Regions from separate parts of the Homo sapiens genome. Here all the other regions are linked to region 2. The links are chromatin contacts, found by Hi-C in ENCODE. All regions are on one chromosome and are shown on one strand. The core of a region is the stretch at or near the end of the contact, and the rest is flanking DNA. Distances in the headings are between cores, read along the strand shown.

Region 1 (2,700 bases), core at 189-2,688, 3.6 Mb after region 2:
TCCGTAAATACTGCACAGCTAAAAACAACCTGTGGTATTAAACAAAACTTCATAGATATACAGAAAAGCTGAAGAACAGCAGAGAATGATTGATCTTGCTTTACAAGGGGCTAGTCTTAGGGTCAGCCCCAAATCTGAACTCAGGTCCTTCTACTTCTCAGCAGGTCTCCGGGGCATTACCCACCTTGAGAACCTCTGGGCCTATTATCTACACTGTCTCTGCCTAGGTTCCCAATACCCTTGGGCCAAGGAAGAGGAAGAGGATGTTTCCTTCCCCAAAGCCTGTTTATTTTCACCCCCAGAATAAATGAGTGCAGACTTCTATTTCCTTCAAAGAAAACTCCACCTACAAAGTATGACTTGACCTTTACAAGCCATATAAAGCAAACATAGTAGTTAATAGTACATTTAGTCAAGTCGGAGTTAAATCTTAAATGATACCATATGTAGGATATCAACAGTTCATCTTAAATCTGTATTTCAGGGAAAGAATTTCTCTAGGATGTAGAATGTAATCTAGGTTAGAATTTCTCTAATTTTGCAGGGGCACGATCCTGTTGAGTATAGACCCAATTTACATTTCTAAACAAGTTATGCCAGTGAAGCCAAAGGCAGACAAAGTTTCTTAGCTACACTCTTAGACAAGAGAACAGAAAGCCAGCATACACTCTGAGAAAAAGAGGAACATGAGTTAGGAATGAATGCACGTTAATTTAGTGAGTTTCTTAAGTGTCAATATGGTTTCAGATGGAATCATTGAAAGAAATAGGCTTGAACAAGGAAGACTCTAAACTGGCAATGAATTTTCCACTGGGTTTTGATGAAATGAAGGAATCCAAAAATTATAAAATAGGTTGGGAATGGTATTACACGGTCCAAAATCTACCCTCTAAAGACCAGCCTCTGGTCCCTCCAAGTGCGTCTCCTTTACATCTCACATTAAGTATCCTTCGAGTACTTCTGAAAAGCCACATTCACCAGGGTGCCTGTGCTTTGTCGTAGCTTCCAAGAAGTCAGCGAGTGAAAGGCCAATTTCCAAAGTGATTCGGGAACCACTGACACTCGCATCGCTCTTGGAAGACATGCCCACCAGAACCGCGCCCGGGGAGAGCGCCTTCCGCAACGGGAGGGCCCCGCAGTGGATTATCAAAAAGGCCACGGTCATCGGGTGAACACAGACCCCTCAGTCCTCCCGCCTCGCTCTCTTGAGACTGAGGGGTCCGCAGAAGTCGCCACCCAAATAAAACCACATTCCTGCTGCTGCGGGCGTGGGCTCCCGGGTCGCAAGCCGGGAGGGTCGAGCCGAAGTCTCCGGCGGGCCGCAAGAGGAGAAGGGGGCGTGGCTGCGTCCCGGGGGCCGAGGGCGGCCGGGGAGGGCGGGCCTTGGCCCCGAGTGAAGGCGCGGCGGCCCAACCGGCGTGAGAGCGCGGGGCCGGCCTTCCTGCAGCCTCTTCCGCTCGCCGGCTGCGGCGCCTGGGACGGTTGCGGTGGGTCTGGGCGCTGGGAAGTCGTCCAAGATGATTAAAAAATTCGACAAGAAGGACGAGGAGTCTGGTACGCGCGGGGCTTCCGAGGCCCACCCTCAGCCGCGGGACGCCCCTTCCCCCGCCCGCCGCCACCTGCTTTCAGGCCGGCGGGGCTGGGGGCGTGGGCGCCGCCGTGCCAGGGGGCCGGAGCTGGAGCCGGCCCCTCCCCTCCCCTCGCGGCTGCCCGGGGCCTGCCCGTAGCCCCTCCCCCGGGCGCCGGAGCCTCCCTTCGGGCCGCGCGCTCCCGCCCCGGCGCCCGCGCGCGCCCCGTTCCCGCCCCTCTTGCGGCGCAGCCCCTCCGAGCCGCCTCCTCCCCTGCGCGCGGGCCTCCGGCGGGGGCCGAGGGCGTGCGCGCGTCTCCGCGTCCAGGGGTGCTGGTAGGGTCGGACCCCTAGTGGGAGCACCCTGTTCCCGGGGCTGGGGTCGACGGCACAGGGTGTGTGTGGAGGAACGTTCAGGTGCCTGGTACCTTATCGTTTTCCTGGGGTCACCGGCTCTGTCCAGGTCCCCGGGGGCAAGACTGTCCCGTGGGACACAGCTCGTTGAATGCTCAGGTGTCCAGAAGTGACCTGCGTCTTGATGCCCGTCTTTGGTCCAGAGCAAATGGGGAAGATGCCAAGCATCCTCAAAAAGAAAAAAATTCTCAGTGTTTGGTAGCATCTCCCACAGTGTGAGAGGGGGTTGGGTTAGTCAACCTCCATGGCCTCTTGCACCTTTACGCCTGCATGATTCTCTGGGAAACTTCGTTTCTGCCTCTCCTTAAGTGTTAGAAACACATAAAATACTGCTTACCTAAGGAAATCAAAAGCACCCTACTACAATCTCATTAATCTTCGTTGTTGTGGAAATGACACATTTTTAACATTCATGGAAAAAGAGGGCAGGGAAAGAAGACACTCATTTTGGAGAGGGTTGCTGCGAAAGAGAAGTCTCAGCTCTTCGAGTATGGCAGTGACAGAGCCGGGATCAAAATGATTTCATTCAGTTCGTATGCGTATTAGCCATGATTATCACTGTGCCATCCAAGTGTTCACTTCCCAAGCATTCAGTACCCTTCTCTGGAAAGTATATAAGTTTGTGTAGAACAGCTGTTCAGGACATTTTTTTGTTTTGTTTTATAAATAGGTAGTGGCTCCAATCCTTTCCAGCATCTGGAGAAGAGTGCTGTTTTACA
Region 2 (2,700 bases), core at 66-2,565:
CTTGTTAAAAATACAAGTTTCTAGAACCCATACACAAGGATTTTGACTTGGTAGGTCTAAAGCGAGACCCAATAATCTGCACTCGATAACGAGTACTTCAGATGATTCCAATGTGATCTCCCAGTCACGGACTGGGAAAAAAGCATTCCAAACTATTTTGTAGATCTCGAGAAAGACTTCAGAATGTTCGTGTCTCACAGGAAATAGCAAAAACAATATAGCATTCCAAAATCCTACCTAGCTTTGTACCGTGTACTTTGCTATTGCTGTTGGATTCAATTACAACGGAAATATTTGATGTGGTAAAATACTGAGCAGTGATGCTAACCTTTTATAGTAGACACTGGGAAGCAGAAAGGAAGTGTAAACACGTTTCCCTTAAAAACTAGTCTTGCTGGGTGGATAAAGTGTGCATACCTATTTTACAAATAAAGAATAGTGCCGCACTAGCTTATGTACGTAATATGTGCTTAACAAACATTTGTTCATTGAGTAAGTAAGAGTCAAGTCGAATGGCTCAGATTGTAAGTGCTATGAGAATTCCACTGTAAGAAGAGGGAAGTATGCCTTCTTTTCACCATTAAAGATCTGATTGCTGATATTGGCATTTTTGCCAGTAGAAGAGCCTGGACGTTGGCAGTTTTCAAAGCCCCCAGGTGATTTGACTGCGCAGCTAAGTTTGAGAACCACGGAGGTAAAGGAAGGGAGTACCTTAAAGAGCTAGGATTAGGGATAATATCAATAGATCACCTTTAAGGCTGCACCTCAGCCTAATTAAATCAGAATCGCTGGGGGTGGGACTTGGCTATCAGTCATCTTTAAAGCTCTCCAAGTGATTCCAATGTACAGACGTGGTTGAGAGCCATTGCTTTACTTGAATTCTCAGTGGTTCTTAATCCTGGCAGCATAATAGAGTCACCAAAGATACATATATATATATCAGTTCAGGAAGCAGAGTTGTTTCAGATGCTAGAACACCTCCAACGAGCAGTCACAGCTCTGTAGTTCTAGTGCCGCCGCTGCCAGCAAGTTTGTTGTGACCCTGGCGGCCGAGTTACTTTCAGCGCTCTGGGCGGTCTCGCAAGAAACACTGACGCTTTGGGACTTCATTTCCCAGCAAGACCCGCGGCCGCCTATCGCGCGAGTCATGCCGGGCACCTCGTCCCCCTGTCCTCTCTGGCGGAGCTGCCTGGCGGAAGCGGGAACGTCGCATCCTGAGGTAAAGGTGCACGGCATCCTGGGACATGTAGTCTGGCCGGGGCTCGGACGCCCCCTCGGATGAATGGGACCGAAGCTGACTGCGAACTACAGCTTCTTGGCAGCGTCGGTGTTGGCCGCGGGAGAAGGGGAGACCGCGGCGGCCCCCAGTGAGAGCGGCTTTCCAGGACGGTGCGATGTGCTGCGCAGCGAAGAGGCAGGAGGCCGGCTTCCTGGGGTAGCGGTACAGGCGGGCGCTTACTCTGTGCGCTTGCTTCCCCAACCCTGCACCGGCCATGCGCCCGGCCTTGGCGGTGGGCCTGGTGTTCGCAGGCTGCTGCAGTAACGTGATCTTCCTAGAGCTCCTGGCCCGGTGAGTGACCCGCTCGGGCCGCACCCGGTCTCCCGGGGCGGGGCGGAGGAAGCCAGAGGAGAGGTCCCCCCGGGACGCGCCCACGCCCTGTCCCCACCCCGCCGCCCACGGAGCCCGGGGCAGGACGGCCTGAGCCCCCCAGCAATCCGTCCTGTCTGGGCAGCCTGGGACCCCGCTGAGTCCGCTGCTTCCCAAAACTGCGCACCGGCGGCAGTCCCGCCTAACAGTTTCAAAGCATTCCTGCGAGGGGAAGACTCAGGGTGTTGCTGTCGTCACCCCTTTTCCACACTCGGGGGGTATTGAAGTCTGAAGAGTTTTTCACATGACCAGTCCAAGGTCGGCAGAGAGCTAGTGTCAGAACCAAGGTTCCTTCACCAAACCACTCTCTCTTCCTTCCCATCCAACTCTAGCTCTTTTTTCGATCCTGTTAAATGGCACAGGCTGGACTTGAGCAAAGGTTTTTGACTTGTAAAGCAGTCTGACTTTGTACATACTGCAAAGAAAGTTTTATTTTTATTACGGCATCCTGCAAAGCATTTGCTTTATTGGCCTTGGAAATGGTTATGAGTACTTTGCCCAAACATACATAAATGATGCGGTAGAACAGATTTTTATGTAGAAGATCAGTCCACGTGACCCGAGAGTGCTCTTTGAGGTGGCTTGCAAAAAGACAAAAAAAAAAGCAAGTAGAAGATTGGTCCAAGTGACCTGAGAGGGCTCTTTGAGGTCACTTTGAATGTGCAAAGTTCAGTGGATAGAAGCTATAACAGAAGAGACAACAGGTGGTGTGGAAAAGCCTCCAGGACTAAAAAGCTGGGTTGTGAATTTCACTCTTGGCTCCGTCGTCCACTGGCTGTGTAGCCCTTCAAGTCACTTAGCCTCTCTTGGGCTCCTTTTCCTGGCAGTAAAACAATACCTATAGTGTTCTCTAGCTCGTGTTTCTGAATCTATACATTACAAGTTGAGTATCCTTCATTTGAAATGCTTGGGAACGGGTGTTATTTGGTGTTTTTTGTTTTTTGTTTTTTTTTTGGATTTGGGAGTATTTGCATATACATAATGAGATATTTTACGGATGGTACCCAAATCTAAACACAAACTCATTTGTGTTTCTTATACACCTTATACAC
Region 3 (2,700 bases), core at 172-2,671, 3.7 Mb before region 2:
CTGTTTGAGCCCAGGAGGTGGAGGCTGCAGTGAACTGAGATCGTGCCACTGCACTCTAGCCTGGGTAACTGAGTGAGACTGTCTCAAAAAAAAAAAAAAAAAAAAAAAAATCTCAAAAGACCCCAGAAGATAGGACCAGACAAATGCAATAGTTTATATGATAAACTGCTGCTTTAAAGACAACATAGAGTTCAAAGACATTTGTCTCCACCCGCCAAAAAATACTTGCCAAGGAAACAACACAATAGCTAATACCTGAATGTGCCATTGTAAGAAACTTCTAGAGCTAACTGGCAAAGACCTGCTTTTATATTTAAGATAGGTAAACTATATTTTTGGAATTAAAAAGGAGGAAGAAGAATCACAGTGTTCGGGGGAATTCCTTTAGAACAGGCCATCTCTTCCCTATTCTAGGAGGCAGGCCTGGTGCTCTGGCCCTGGCTCACCTTTCTGGCCTTTCCCACCCCTCCCTGCCAAGCACCTCTGCTGCAGCCACACTGGCCTCCCCAGCAATCACGTGAATACCAGCTTCCCCCGAAATCTCATTTCCTTTAGGAAGAACTTCCCTGATCAGCACGTAAAATAGCATCGATCTTGACGCATCCTGTTTTCCTGCTTTTATTTTTCTTTATAGCAATTTCCACTTTCTGAATTTAAATGTTTATTTCTTTGTTTATTGCCTGACTCCTCTGAGATAAAAGCTCTATGAATTCAAGGACTGGGCTCACTTCTGTAGGACCTGGAAAAGCATGCCATTGACTCTTATCAAGCAGATGAAAGAAAAACATACAATAAGTGAAGTCCATAAAAAATAGAAGAACCCAACAGAAAATGGGCGAAAAAGGTGAAGAACAATGACAATTTCCTAGAGCTGCACTAATATAAATGTATGTGCATGAGGAATATTTGTATTTTTGTATAATATGTAATCCATTAAAAAAATTCCGAGAGATTCAAATGAACTAAAGTACTCGAAAATGTTTAAGCCCCCCGCGCAACAACTCTCGCGCCCCCTGTCGGCGCGCTGGTAAATTTCTGAGGATTCTCAGCAAGAGGACTGAACTCACCCTCCCTCTTTTACAAAATGTATTCTTGTCGCTATTTCATTGGCTGTACCTTTCAGACGCCCCTTTCACATTAGTCAAGCCTCCAGTCCATCACTTCCGGACCCAAGCCCTCTATTGGTCAGCTGTAGGCGACAGCAGACAGCGGGCCGCGCTCAAGCAGGAGGAGTTCCTCGGTGACGTCACAGACACTCCCCGGCTACATTCCAAGGCGTGGGCGGAGACTTCCCGCGGCCTCTGCCTTTGGGGGCGGGACAAAGCCGAGAATGAGACTTCTGATTGGGTCTGCTAGGCAAGGCGGATATCCAATTGGTCAAGCCTTGGAGGGAGGTGGGGCCGCAGCTGGGTCCTGGAGCAGAGCCGAGGAGCCCTGGGGTCCCTCAAAGTTTGTGTCTGGAGCCGTAGCGGCAAGTGGGCTTGCGGCTAAGGGATTTTCCTGGGATGAGAGCGGGTCTTCTGCCTTCATTTTGGATGCACATCCCGCTTTAGCCCCGGCAGCCTTTGGTCCGGCTCGTGTCCCTGGGGATTCTCGGATCTCCGAGGACACCGGACGGGAGCGCTTGGCCATCCTCTCTCCGGCAGAGGAGCAGACGTTTGCTTTCCAAGTGCAAAACTACAGACACGCGCGCGCACACACGCAAGCACACGCGGAGAGAGAGGAACCTTGCCGGTCCGAGGCAGCTCTGCGCGTCCCCTCCTGCGCTTAGCATCCTCGGCCCAGCGCGGCCCGCACCGCCATGGAGGTGCTGGAGAGCGGGGAGCAGGGCGTGCTGCAGTGGGACCGCAAGCTGAGCGAGCTGTCAGAGCCCGGGGACGGCGAGGCCCTCATGTACCACACGGTGAGGACCCGGCGGGCGGGGCAGGAGGGCTTTCAAAGCGGGCAAGTGTTGTCACGCGAGGAGCAGCTGGAGTCCTGGGACCCGGGAAGGCAGGGTTTGGGGCAGGGCATGGTCAGAATCAAGAGGTCCTGGGCGAGGTGTACTTTAATGTCTGAGCAGATGAAGGCGGGCAGCTGGCCCCTTTACATTTCTCATGAGAGTAATGCCACTTTGTATTCCTTTAACAATTCATGCTTTTTTCCCTGAGGCTTTTTCCATCTGTAATATCATTTGCTGTTGTTAACAGTACTGTAATGCGGGAGAGGGAGTGTGTGTTTTGAGAATAACATGCCTCCGCCTAGTTTGCTATTGATTTTTTTTTGAGGTTTTCAAAAACTGGACAAGATTAAGTAGCATTTCCTTTTCATCTGTCTCGTATTCTCTCTCCCTCTCTCCCTCCCTTCCTCTTCTTTCATATTTATATTTTAAAAAGTACACGTGTGTGTGTGTGTGTGTGTGTGTGTGTGTGTGTGTGTGTGTGTTGAAAGGGCTCCTCTACGTTAGGGAGAAAGGCGGCTTTATTTGCTTTCTTAAACTGTACGACCAAGAAGTCTCCTTCCTCCCTCTTCGGAGGAAAAACCAGCAGAGGAGTATGGAAAATCTGAGACAGTTGCATATTTAAGAAAGGCTCTGGGGAAGGTGGGACAGCTCACCAGTTGCTTGTTCAGTCTTATACTAATGCCTCAGAGATCTCTTGGGGGATTAAGCTGTCCCAGAGCACGCACATTTCTTTTAAAGTTTTTAATGTCAAGTTTTTG

What was found. Hi-C counts contacts between places; a loop is a spot of excess contacts on that map. Pooled maps may share reads with other maps.
Region 1: a map of B cell shows a loop between it and region 2 (17-fold over the local background). The contact joins the promoter of COPG2 here to the promoter of SLC35B4 in region 2. A Hi-C loop is called at or near these places in 2 of 168 maps with a recorded cell type or tissue (B cell and naive thymus-derived CD4-positive, alpha-beta T cell) and 8 of 50 pooled maps.
Region 3: a map of B cell shows a loop between it and region 2 (13-fold over the local background). The contact joins the promoter of CREB3L2 here to the promoter of SLC35B4 in region 2. A Hi-C loop is called at or near these places in 3 of 168 maps with a recorded cell type or tissue (B cell and naive thymus-derived CD4-positive, alpha-beta T cell) and 8 of 50 pooled maps.

What each region holds. Positions count from the first base shown.
Region 1 is chr7:130,667,486-130,670,185 of GRCh38, reverse strand. COPG2 (coat protein complex I subunit gamma 2) reads left to right here and starts at 1,438. Exons shown (of 24, transcript NM_012133.6): 1 at 1,438-1,554; 2 at 2,652-2,700. The coding sequence starts at 1,518. TSGA13 (testis specific 13) reads left to right here. Exons shown (of 8, transcript NM_052933.4): 8 at 1,003-1,543. The coding sequence ends at 1,172. RefSeq lists silencers at 1,066-1,175, 1,266-1,855 and an enhancer at 2,126-2,235.
Region 2 is chr7:134,315,545-134,318,244 of GRCh38, reverse strand. It overlaps SLC35B4 (solute carrier family 35 member B4), which reads left to right and starts at 1,315. Exons shown (of 10, transcript NM_032826.5): 1 at 1,315-1,570. The coding sequence starts at 1,494. RefSeq lists an enhancer at 795-1,524 and a silencer at 1,605-1,774.
Region 3 is chr7:138,000,807-138,003,506 of GRCh38, reverse strand. It overlaps CREB3L2 (cAMP responsive element binding protein 3 like 2), which reads left to right and starts at 1,421. Exons shown (of 12, transcript NM_194071.4): 1 at 1,421-1,903. The coding sequence starts at 1,802. It overlaps LOC124901752 (a long non-coding RNA gene), which reads right to left and starts at 1,200. Exons shown (of 3, transcript XR_007060551.1): 1 at 1,117-1,200. RefSeq lists enhancers at 1,122-1,171, 1,402-1,471, 1,562-1,651, 1,200-1,797, 1,742-1,881 and 1 more.